Regions from separate parts of the Homo sapiens genome. Here region 1 is linked to region 2. The links are chromatin contacts, found by Hi-C or POLR2A ChIA-PET in ENCODE. All regions are on one chromosome and are shown on one strand. The core of a region is the stretch at or near the end of the contact, and the rest is flanking DNA. Distances in the headings are between cores, read along the strand shown. Region 1 overlaps LINC02660 (long intergenic non-protein coding RNA 2660). Region 2 has its middle 17 kb from the start of LINC02639.

Region 1 (5,636 bases), core at 2,457-4,956, 83 kb after region 2:
TGAACCTGGGGATGCCACCAAAACCAGGTAACAGACCAAGTCACCCTTCAGACAGGCAGTAAAGAGCTGGCTCTACTGTGTGCCTTTCCTGCTGTGGGGCACAAATCCCCATGACCTTTGGCAATACCCAGCTTTGCAAATTTAACCATGATAGATAATTTCCCTCTAAAATGCAACAAAGTATAACTGAAAATGTAACTGGCCTCCTCGCATCATTAATGTTCTTATGCAAAAGGAATTAGGTGATTTACAAAGCTCTGAAAATACAGTCCAGCCAGAGCACTTGCCAGAAGCGTTCACAATTCACCGTCGCTTGCTCGTGTGCACATCTTGCCATGCGACACCCAAGCCACACGCAGGAATCACGGTCCATCTCAGGAGCTCATTGTTCAGTTCCTCTGGATGCTCTTCATTCTGTCTAAACTGGAATATTACTATAAGTTTATAGTAGAAAAACGTGATGATTTTATAATAACGAGCTCAATCGTCTCATAGTTGTCCAGTGGTTTCATGGCACCAGGCGGGGCACAGGGACGGGGTGCAGGAGGGGCCCTGCCGGCTGTCACACCTGCCATGCAGGTGGGCTTCACAAACCTCCAGGAGCCTCTTCTCTCCCAGACTTTCGGGGAAGAGCAGCTTCTGGGCTCATGTAGGGCCCTGCACTTTCATTCTGGGGGCACTGACAAATACAAACAGAATTCAGGTGAGTGATACAAAGGAAATGGATAAAGCATTTGGTGGGGAGAGAGGTGTGGAGGCTCCTTTGGTTTGAAAGATTAAGACTCAATCTCACGTCTCCAAGGAGGAGAAATTCTACATGAGAAGTAAACATTGGGAGCGCCAGGCATGGGAGGCCTGTGGCAAGGGCTGGGGGCAGGGGAAGCTGGCGCCAGAGGGGGCCAGAGGGCACCTGGTGTGTTTCAGGGCAGTTGAAGGCGTAAGGTCAGGATGGGCAGGGCATGGGCAGAGGGGAGGGGTGACGGGGGGCATGGGCAGAGGGGAGGGGTGGGGGGGCATGGGCAGAGGGGAGGGTGGGGGGGCATGGGCAGAGGGGAGGGGTGAGGGAGGCCAGAACCGGGCAGGGCCCAGCCTCTGCTTGGGTGTTCATGGGTTCTTTTGTCTGCAGAGCATTAGGAAGACAAGCAGGGCCTTCAGTAGGCATAAGGTGATGAGGTTCATGCCGTTGGATCCCACGGGTGCCCTGGGGAAGAGATGGTTGGGAAGTCTGAGAGGAAGCAGGAGAGCTTTCGGAGCACATGGATGCCGTCCAGAATGGAGATGGTTGTGGCTCGGAAGAAAAAGAAATCACCCAGCTCGGAGTCAGGATACATTTGGAGGTCCAGGCCGCCGAGTTTGCTGGTGGGGAAGATAGGCACCAGAAAGGAAAGAGGACATCCAGGGCAATTTCTTCTGCCCCCCAGCCAATCCGTACATTGTCCAGAGGTAGGAAGAAGTAGCCTCATTTTATGGTCAGGATCCTTGGGGCTCAGATGCGTTAAGTAATTGGTCAAAATCTTGCACAAATCCTGCAAGTACAGAGGTAGAAAATGAATCCAGGTCTTTGATTCCCAAACGTAAGCTCTTTCGCTGTGTCACTTCTCCTCTTCGTTTTCATGCCAGTTCCAAGAATTAACACTGCAGTTAGCTTTCTGTTTCCTTTCCCAAGATGTACTATGTAACAATGAAGAAACCTTAAGAAAAGGATAGCAATGTCTAACATGGATGCAGGGCCAGCCTCATTCTCTGTCAAAGCGACTAGTTCCTACACTCTGGGTTCCAATACAAAGAATGCACATTTATGCAGCAGGAATGGCCCAAGGACCACACATTGCACAGCTCTTGGGAGCAGAGCAGAAAGCTGCGCCAGGCCTATCTGATCAGTCTTCATGGAAAGGGTCGCAGATCCCATTCGGCTTGGAGATTTTGATGAATTTTCCTTTCTGTGGGTTGGATTTAAAATGTAATATTCTTCCCCCAGTTGAAAGTTTAGGACTAAAAGATGGGAAATCTTTTACAAGCTACACTTCTTCCCCACCCTTACTTCCCCTGGAGTTTCCATCAGCAATCATCTGAGTGCCCCATTAACTCCCCAAAACCCAAGGTCTGTTGGTGGTGGAATATTGAGCTGAAGAGCAGACTGTTGTAGAAGTCATCAGTTCTCTCTGATCATAGTGTCCAAACAAAAACATTATGGGGGAAACTGGCCCCATCACTTAATTATCTCCCAACAGGTCCTTCTCAAAACACATGGGAATTATGGGAGCTACAATTCAAGATGATATTTGGGTGAGGACACGGCCAAACTGTATCAAGTCCCCAATTGAGGGCACCTGCTCCCTGTAGATAATGGCATTTCAGATCTACAATGTGGCATTTCCAGACAACTCACTCATTTACGCTGATTGGTGCAAATTTTATTTTAGCCTCCAAACATTTTTCTTCCCCAGTCTGTTAAAAGAAAACAAAACCAAAACACCTCTCTCTCTCTCTCTCTCTCTATTTATAGATAGAAACGCTTACCCATATCATAGCATCAGTATTTTGCTGAAGCCCTGGAGTGTCAGGCACCGTGTTAGGAACTGAATACAAAAATAAGATGTAAACCAGTCCCTCAAGGAATCTATGGGACTGGTAAGATTAGCTAACCGTGCACCTGGAGGGAATATACTTAGAAATAACTGCAAATTCTGCAGAAATGCTGAGGGGTTCCCAAACTCGTTTCTGTGAGGCCTGTTAATTGCTGAGTTGTTTTGTCTCTGGTCTGTGGAACCCCGATAGTGTGCCCTAGGTCTTTAATTTCTTCATCTCTAAAGAATAGTGTCAATGGAGTCATTGCATGTGTTTATTCATACTTCTCAATGTGGAAGAGAACTCTCTAGGGTGTAAAACCCTATCCAGGAAGCACATGACAAGTTGGAATCCTCAATGACATGGCATTGCTATAGTTGCTATCGGAACAATCTTTTCTTTTTTTTCTTTTTTTGAAACAGGGTCTTGCTCTGTCATCCAGGCTGGCGCGATCTCGGCTCACTTTGACCTCTGCCTCCTGGGTTCAAGCGATTCTCCTGTCACAGCCTCCTGAGCAGCTGGGATTACAGGCAGGCACCACCATGCTGAGCTAATTTTTGTATTTTTAGTAGAGACCAGGTTTCGCCATGTTGCCCAGGCTACTCTCGAACTCCTGGCCTCATGTGATCCGCCCACCTCAGCCTCCCAAAGTGCTGGGATTACAGGCGTGAGCCACTGCAACCAGCTGGAACAATCTTGATATTAGGGTGAACAAGTGATTTCATAGCTTTCTCTGAAGGAGGAAACACTGGGAGCATCCACCCGAGAATCAACACTGTGGATCATTCTGGGGAGTTAATAGTTTTGAGATGTGTCCCAAGATAATTGTTAGCTTGAATTACCACGTGGATGGAACCATGCTGATCCTAAGAGCCAGGTAATGGCCAAAGGTGCCATTCAGGTGAAATCCCCAGGTGGAAAATTCTTCCACTTCCAATGATAGAATTCTATTACTCTGCCTATAGTTTGGTGAAACAAGACTTTACAAATAGAGGACAAGATCCATTTTGCCAAGAACAACCATATGGATTTAACTGCTGCTAACAACCGTTAGGAAGGAACATCAATAAAAAGCAAGCCTGTGAGACAACTCCTTCCCCAAGGGGCGCTTGTTACAGAGCGCGGGCCCCAGCAGGCCTGGTCCATCCTCCACATTCTTTCCTCTCTGACTTATTTTTACTTTCTGTTTGAATTGGCTTGGTTTTATTTTGCCCTAAACTGTGTCTGTAGTCATCCCCCGACAGAGTTTTGAGAGTGAAAGTCCGATCTGCCCACGCTTCACAGAACTCAATGCGGAGCCTTCTCAGGAGTCACTTGACGTCAAGGCTGACTTTTAAATTTGCCAAAAAGGCATTCTTTGGGGAGCGGTCGGCACCATCACTTTCCCTCTTTAGAGAGCTGCTACTGGCTGCTGGAATTCAAAACCCACAAATTGCATTTCTAAACTTAATTCGATACATAGATGAGCGGAAAGATCAGACATTGATGCTATTGTTTTCAACCAAGATGTTTTACTATATCATTTATATTTTGTTTTTTTCTTCCCCCAGTTTTTAAACTTTTTGTTTGTTTGTTTTACAGGCCAAGCCTACTGCTGTTAGAAAACATATTTAGAAATCACTTGGTTCTTCCTTGCCTGAACATCATCTATTTAGTTAGCTTGTGTTGTTTAGATGTGCTTCAGATCTCAAAAAAATAAATTATGTTATTTGAAAGCTTGCTCTCTGCTTGTTTACACTATTAATTTAGAGTCCAGAGGAATCTCTAAATTTGCCTCTAGAAACCACATAATCACCTAATAATACCTTTCCTGACTCCACTTTCTGACACAAAGTGACTTTTGAAACGCTTCCATCTTCCCTTTCTATTTAATGTACTGCACTCCACTCTTTTTTCCTTTCGTTTTTTCTACAGTCCGTCATGGAGTATTTGTTTACCAAATGTTACTTTTCTTGGATCCAATCTATTTTTGAAGAGCGCAAAAGCAAACAACTGTTTGAAGCTGTCAAGCTTCATTTTATTTATGCATGAATAACACAAATAACTTGAAAATGACCTAGTCTGTTTTTCTCAGATTTAGATAGAAAAACTGCTTCCGGCCAATGTTTATGCCAATTTGTTCATGCCAAGTTTCCAGTTTCGGTGCCAACCGGTTTTTACAGCCAAGTTGTAAACCTTCGGTAAACATGGCTTATAATGAAAAGTGCAACACAGCCTGAACCCTGGCACCAGGGGACGGATGTAAATTTATTCTAAGAACAAAATTCTAACAGGAACAGGAGGGGAGCTAGGCTGGCTACAAAGTGTTCCCACCGTAATATGGAAAATGTACAGATGATGATATATTTGATTACTAAGATCCCATTAGGCCAATTTAGGCACTTTATGTATTTCCTTTGCTCTGGACGCTGAGTGGTTTCATGCTCAATTTGAAGCAACTGGCTCATTGTCTCAGGGTGGTTCTAGAACTTTGCCTTCAGGTGGGGCTGGGGAGGGAGCCCTGGCATTTCAAGACAGGAGGGGGTGATATGGTTGGGCTCTGTGTCCCCACCCAAATCTCATGTTGAAAGGTAATCCCCAATGCTGGAGGTGGGCCTGGTGGGAGGTGACAGGGCCATGGAGGTGGCTCCTTATGGTCTCACACCATCCTCCTGGGTGCTGTCATCCCTATCGTGAGTTCTTGTGGGGTTGGCTTCTCATGGTCTGACACCATCCTCCTGGGTGCTGTCGTCCCTATGTGAGTTCTTGTGGGGGTGGCTTCTCATGGTTTAACACCATCCTCCTGGGTGCTGTCATCCCCGTCGTGAGTTCTTGTGAGATCTGGTTGTTTAAAAATGTGTGGCACCTCCCGCGTTGCTCTCTCTTCCTCCTGCTCCAACCATGTAAGATGTGCCAGCCTCTCCTTTGCCTTCTGCCATGATTGTAAGTTTCCTGAGGCCTCCCCAGAAGCAGAAGCCACTGTGCTTCTTGTACAGCCTGTGGAACCGTGAGCCAATCAAACCTTTTTCTTTATAAATTACCCAGTCCCAGGTATTTTTTTATAGCAATATGAGAATGGACTCATACAA
Region 2 (6,199 bases), core at 3,388-5,887:
TTAGAGCTACACCTTAAGCATGGAATATTAAATTGTTTTAAGACACCAGCAAGTATTAAAATTCTTCAGCAATGTGATGGTAACCTAACTAGATGTAGTCATTAGGAATGATTAAATATCAAATACATTTTCCTTTTTAAAAAATCAGTTAGAAATGGGACACAGTGAGAGTGTTATCTTCAACATCAGCTAATAATGTTTAAAGGCAGTCTCATGCCTGTGATAAGTGTGTCTGTTTCATAGATGTCATTGGTGCTCTGATAAGTCTACCTCACATACTGTGTGGGTTAATATCAATATTTGTAATCCTTCTAAGAGACTATGATTTCGTAAGCAAGCAAGGCAGAGCAAAGCATACCTTTTGTGATTTGACTTTTTGTAACTTGTGAGTGATTCACAAATTCTGATCGTGTCCTTGGAACATGAAATTGCACACATATACTACTGTGTAGATACCTGAAGACACTAATTGTTCCCTAATTTGCTTATTATTTCAGCCTGGGCTCTAACTGATAGAAAACTTACGGGCCTTTGATATATGGGATCCATGTGCTTCAAAAGACAAGAAACCTACAGTCTTGTCCAGAATCCACTGCTGTGATTTAAGAATGGGATGACCAGATAGAAGTCAGCCTTCTACGAGGCTCTGAAATTGGATTACTGCCTTTCAGCAGCTTTGTTGGATGTTGATGTTGAGACATTTGGAAGGAGATCAATAATCATCAGATGTCTCAAATTCACTGAAAAAATAATTGCACAATATTTAACTAGTGTCACGGCATGACAGAATGGTCTTTCTTCAAACATAGAATAGCGTTATACTTCTATTTTTAGCTTAAGATAGTTTATAAAAAGCCTACTTCTTTCTCTCTCTCTATATATACACACATACACTATATTTATAACTCTATATGTAGCTATATATAGTTTATATATCTATACACACATGTATAGATATATATATATATAACTGTTCTCTGTTTCATACTAAATGAGACAATGATAAAAGCATGAAGCAGCCTGACTCAGAGTTGCCATGGACATTTGAGGTGATTTCACTCTGATTCAACCCATTTTCTAATAAGTAAAAATGAACTGAATCATATCAGTAGCTTTTTTGGCAGTGACTTTTATGCTAATTCAGTTTTTGGAGAATGTGTCAATTAGCATTACCAGTAGGGGTTAATATCTCTTTTTACTTCTTTGGAAGATTGCTGCCTTCCTTCTCTCCCTCCCCTCCCCTCCCCTCCCCCTTCCCCCCTCCCCTCCCCCTTCCCCTTCCCCTTCCCTTCCCTTCCTTCCTCCCTCCCTTCCTTTTTTTTAAAAAAAATTTTCACTCACTCTTATAGTAGGTGTGCCAAATGCTTTGCGAATGTGACATAAAATATCAACAAAAAATGAGATATTGAATATTTTAAAATATAAATGTAATTGTATTAAATTACAAAAGTATACCATTCATTACAGAAAAGTTTTTTCTGGGCATGGTTATGGAGGAGATTGAAGTTTGCTTTGAAACAGGGGAGCATACGTCAGTGACAGTGGTTTGCAGCGTAGCTTCACTGAGGGACAATAAAGCCAGGAAAATTCTGTTGCTGATTTTATGACCACATCCCCTTTTCATGGCCATCCCTTTTACTGATTGGGATGCCTACTAGGACTTTTGTGTTTTCTACGATAATACTGATTTTTAGTGAGTTTACACCACTTGATGAAAGAAAATTGAATGTATAGTACCTGCAATTTAAATGTTACACATTTGTAAGGCATTTCATATATAGGTAAAATTACTAATCTGAAAAAATAATTGGCCTGGTTTTTATTCAGCAAAATATATATACATGGCATTCAAGTGGCAGAAGCAGCTGGAAAATTCTGTGTTTAAACTTCTAGGGCTGCGGGAAGACCCTCTCTCTTCCATTTATAATGATCATTTATTACTCACTCAAGTCAAACAAGTATTGCTTCTCTGGCTTAAGACGTTGGTGCATGTGGGAGAGGTGAACGGTCACAGATAATTTCATTGGAATGAATTTGTCACCTGTTTGACTGGAAACAGATCTGAATATGGGAAGATGCTTTGTGCACACAGTGGACCTTGGAGGAGTAAGAAAGGGACTCGCCATTGACGGGGTGAAGTGGGGGGCAGCAGAGAGAGGGGCTGGGGTGACCAAGACTGATTGGGCAGCTAGAGAGGAGGAATGCCTCTAATCCTGCGAAGGCCTTTTGTAGCCTATATAAAATTCTGCATAAAAATAATTCTGCAGACCATCCTGGCTAACATGGTGAAACCCCAACTCTACTAAAAATACAAAAAAATTAGCCAGGCATGGTGGCAGGTGCCTGTAGTCCCTGCTACTTGGGAGGCTGAGGCAGGAGAATGATGTCAACCGGGAGGCGGAGCTTGCAGTGAGCCGAGATAAGACCGCTGCACTCCAACCTGGGCGACAGAGTGAGACTCCGTCTCAAAAAAAAAAAAAAAAAAAAGTTGCAAAATTCATACATTTTGAATGAGTTGCAAGAAAAAATGAAGTTACTCTGTTGTTTTCATCTCTTTTAAACTGTCCCAAGTCCAAGATCAGTTGATATAAACATGCTGTGGTACAACTTTCCTTGCTTTTCAGAGTGATCTCAAGCCTATGTCCTTATCGGAAACATATTTGTCTGGTCATGACTGACTGTTGGAATCTGTCTGGAAGCACACATGGGAAACACCTGGTATACCTGGTACCTGGTGTACCTTGTATTACCCTCAGGGCTACATGGATTGTGTTGAAAGCTGTCTTTTAACATGATGCCCATCTTTGGTTGTGATGACTTATTTTTTAGAAATTAGTCGGGTTAAAGTGAGCCACACTTCTCCATGGACATTCAGCATATAGGATGTCACAGCAAGGAACACAACTGCAAGTTAGGAGCTGGCATTGAGTCAGGGCACGGAGCAGAGGCTGTATCTCGAGGAAAAACAGTCGGCGTGAAGTTGTGTGAAGGGGGCATAAAAGTGACTCAGAACTCCGTCTGATCGTGGAGGACTGAGAGGGCAAAAGTTCTTGCTTGGCGGGGCGTGGTGGCTGATGCCTGTAATACCAGCACTTTGGGAGGCCAGGGTGGGTGGATCACTTGAGCTCAGAAGTTCCAGATCAGCCCTGGAAAGTTGGTGAGACCCCATCTCTACAAAAATTAGCTGGGCGTGGTGGCATGTGCCTGTAGCCCCAGCTCCTAGGGAGGCTGAGGTGGGAGTATTGCCAGAGCCCAGAAGGTCACGGCTGCAGTAAGCCAAGATGGTGCCGCTGTACTCCAGTCCGGGTGACAGAGTGAGATCCTGTCTCCAAAAAAAAAAGATTAGAAAGTTATTGCTCAAGTGATATTTCCATGAAAGTACAACTTAGTGACAAATTACCCATTATTTGAACGCTACAACTTTCACAGAACAAGTTGGACAATGTGTATAGAAGCAAGTTTCTTAACAAACAAGCTATATTACTTAGGAGTAAGGAAGGGGAATGTGGCATCTCATTTCAGACTCTTAACTTCCTCTTTTGAGTCTGACACATCTTCTATATTTTCTTAAGGCCTCCCAGAAGCAAACAGGCAAGGCTGGAAAAAGGAAGTTAAATAGTGATTTGCTCAATTTGAAAGAAACATAACTTTTTCACATGATACCAAACGTTTCCCAAATGAAACACTCCCTACCCTGCCCCAGCATGCAACTTTCCAACTAAATCTGGCCCAAGTAAGTCGTCTCATCAGCTGGATTAAATATACTTTCTTCATCTTTGGCTGGGTCTTACCAAAATGAGTGATTCAACTTCTTAGGAGAGATTGCTGCAAGGGTTACACCAACAGATAAATATGGGAATTTCTTTCACACTTGCTCGTTTCAGACCAATAGCAGAGCTAGGTAAACAGTGATCTCATCTTCAGTCACACAGTTTTGCTGACATTACAAAGAAAGGTGTCAACACAGATTTAAGGTGGCTGTCAACTTACTGAGTCCATCATTTTGGCTTTTGAGTTTTTCACCATAGAGAGCTAACTGAGAAAAACGAAAAACTTTTTTTTCTACTTTTTTTTTAAACTAGAAAAGCAATGGCTGCTCCTTAAATATATGTAAAGAATAGAAAGAAGAGAGAAAGGTACTAATGTATCCCACCACCTATATGGAAACAGTATTCATATTTCTCCTTGATTCTGAAACATTTATGATCTTTGCAGGGAAATTTTTGGTATGTTTCAGGTAACTGTAGATGAGAGCTCTTTCTTTTCAATCAGTTCTGAGAACTTGATATCTTAAGTGGTTCTTTAAGTCCAAAATATTTCAGTTGAGTTAAACTTTAACCAACCTAGGTGATTAGTGTATATGCTCTAAAACCTTGCGGAACACTTTGTATCAACAAATAACACAAACCCTGAATTCCTGGAGCATGTATTATGTTTATATTCAAACATAACCCTGAAATGTGTTCTTACTCTAAGTATCTCAGACACATTCTTCTTATTTGAAAGCTTCGTGTATTACTCAACAACCTCTAACATATCTCAGCGATGTTAAAGACACATAGAGAAGAAATGACATCATGAAGCTGATTCTGTTCTTTCAGCTTTGTGTTTAGCTAATGCTGAACAGAGCGGTGAGTCATGCAGTCCTGTGACCAGCCAGGCGCTTTTCCAATCAGAGTCTGTTAAGATCTTTGACAACAGTACCTGTAGTTGTTTGAAGAGGAGGTTTCAGTAGTGACCTGTACCCTTGGTAATAACAGGCTTTATAGGTAACAAAATGTGTTCTCTGCCTACTGAATAACAAAACACCAATCATGAGATAACGCTTAGTAAAGCTGACTCATTTCCTCCTTTACAGATGAAAGGAGTTGTCCAAGAAATGACTATCTCAGAGGGAAATTTTCCTTCAGGTCATTACGTGAGTCTCTTTAAAGCATGGCGGACTGTAGCATTAGGTTTTCAGTTATTAGGTATATTAAAAAGTAAATTTTATTATGAAATAATATCATACATTTAAAGCCCGGTCCGGTTTTATCTTGAAATATGTGATAACTCCTGGTTTCAGATGCGATTCAGAAGAAATAGGTTGACTTGTATCATCAGGTGTCCAGAAGATTAAAATTTCTGTTTTATTAAAATGTGGAATTCACGTTTGTTTTCAGCCAAGCAAGGTTTGGTGATTCTGCAGCTGTCACCCTCAGCATCTCTGTAGGACAGCCTCTTGCCCCTCTTCACCCAGGTCTGCAGGAGGGTGGCAGCGTGGCTTGGGAAGGCTGGGTGGCGGGAGCTCAGAGGGGGTGCAGTGTTCCCACCACACAGCGGCGGCTCAACTGCCCAGGCTGTGGGGTTTCCAGCTGTGTCGTGTTGACTTGAACCGACTCAGCAGGCGGTGCCCTCCTGGAGCACCTGAAGCCTCCAGAGAAATATGATGGAAAACCAAGAGGCCTCCACCTCCCTGACTTGCTGCGACCTCCTGGGCTTTGCAGCCAGGCTGCTTTCGTGGATGCAGTCCTCGAAGCTAGTTTGGAAGACATTTATTTTTAAATATACAGGAAGCCAAATACGTTGAGAGAAAAGCCGCCTAATGCATTCCTCTGTTCATCTCCAAAGTCATAGCTGGTTTTCTAGACCCGATTTTCATCAGACTTTCCAAAGACAGAAAGAGTCTCCTCTACATAGGGCTTCCTTCTTTGCCTTCATCTGTAATGCGAGCCTTGCCCTAGGTTGCCTCTCTCTCTCCTTGCTCCGCCTGCTTCGGAATTCTCCTGTCATTTCAACAGTGGTACCAAGCTTTTTGTTGTTAGGAAATCACAAATTCTGAAACACACTCAACTGAGCAGATTTAAAAATAACCTAGGCTTCTCTACTATTTGGGTAAGGCCACTTGCTTGTTTGGGGTTGCTAATGGGAATAAGAGACTATGTGTGATTACCTCTAGAGCCTGCTTGTTTGCTCTGAGGAAAGTTTTATTGAAGAGCCACAGGCTGCGTTCCAGAACACTGGCCAAACACTTTGCACATGTGTGCTGTTGGGTCCTAGCACCGTCCACTCCACTCCTGGGAAAGGAATATGCCCTGGGGACGGAGATCTCCTTGCAGAATGCCTGTGTGGGCTGCATCTAATAAGGTTTTTTAGGAGTGGTTATGGCCCCCTGTTGGGTTCCTAATAAAAGCCCGTTATCATTTTTAGCTTCTGGAAA

Evidence for each region. Hi-C counts contacts between places; a loop is a spot of excess contacts on that map. ChIA-PET counts read pairs that join two places held with the same protein, here RNA polymerase II (POLR2A). Pooled maps may share reads with other maps.
Region 1: a map of ascending aorta shows a loop between it and region 2 (4-fold over the local background). The contact joins two enhancer-like sites. A Hi-C loop is called at or near these places in 8 of 168 maps with a recorded cell type or tissue (CD8-positive, alpha-beta T cell, PC-3, aorta and 5 more), 6 of 37 single-sample maps with no recorded cell type and 18 of 50 pooled maps. POLR2A ChIA-PET finds 5 or more read pairs at or near these places in 13 of 52 experiments (A673, CD4-positive, alpha-beta T cell, CD4-positive, alpha-beta memory T cell and 8 more).

Annotation. Positions count from the first base shown.
Region 1 is chr10:3,931,530-3,937,165 of GRCh38, forward strand. LINC02660 (long intergenic non-protein coding RNA 2660) reads left to right here. Exons shown (of 3, transcript NR_183984.1): 2 at 1,127-1,443; 3 at 4,150-4,283. Among named protein-coding and RNA genes, the nearest start is that of LINC02660, 22 kb to the left of the region's middle. RefSeq lists enhancers at 3,645-3,834, 3,875-3,924, 3,945-3,994. Within about 2 kb of position 3,707, at least 27 of the 41 ENCODE cell types and tissues checked have a DNase peak (open chromatin) inside an H3K27ac peak, as active enhancers do; they include CD4-positive, alpha-beta T cell, CD8-positive, alpha-beta T cell, ascending aorta and 2 more, where a contact is called at or near this core.
Region 2 is chr10:3,847,859-3,854,057 of GRCh38, forward strand. No RefSeq gene overlaps it. Among named protein-coding and RNA genes, the nearest start is that of LINC02639, 17 kb to the left of the region's middle. RefSeq lists enhancers at 3,309-3,665, 4,374-5,573. Within about 2 kb of position 4,638, at least 37 of the 41 ENCODE cell types and tissues checked have a DNase peak (open chromatin) inside an H3K27ac peak, as active enhancers do; they include CD4-positive, alpha-beta T cell, CD8-positive, alpha-beta T cell, ascending aorta and 2 more, where a contact is called at or near this core.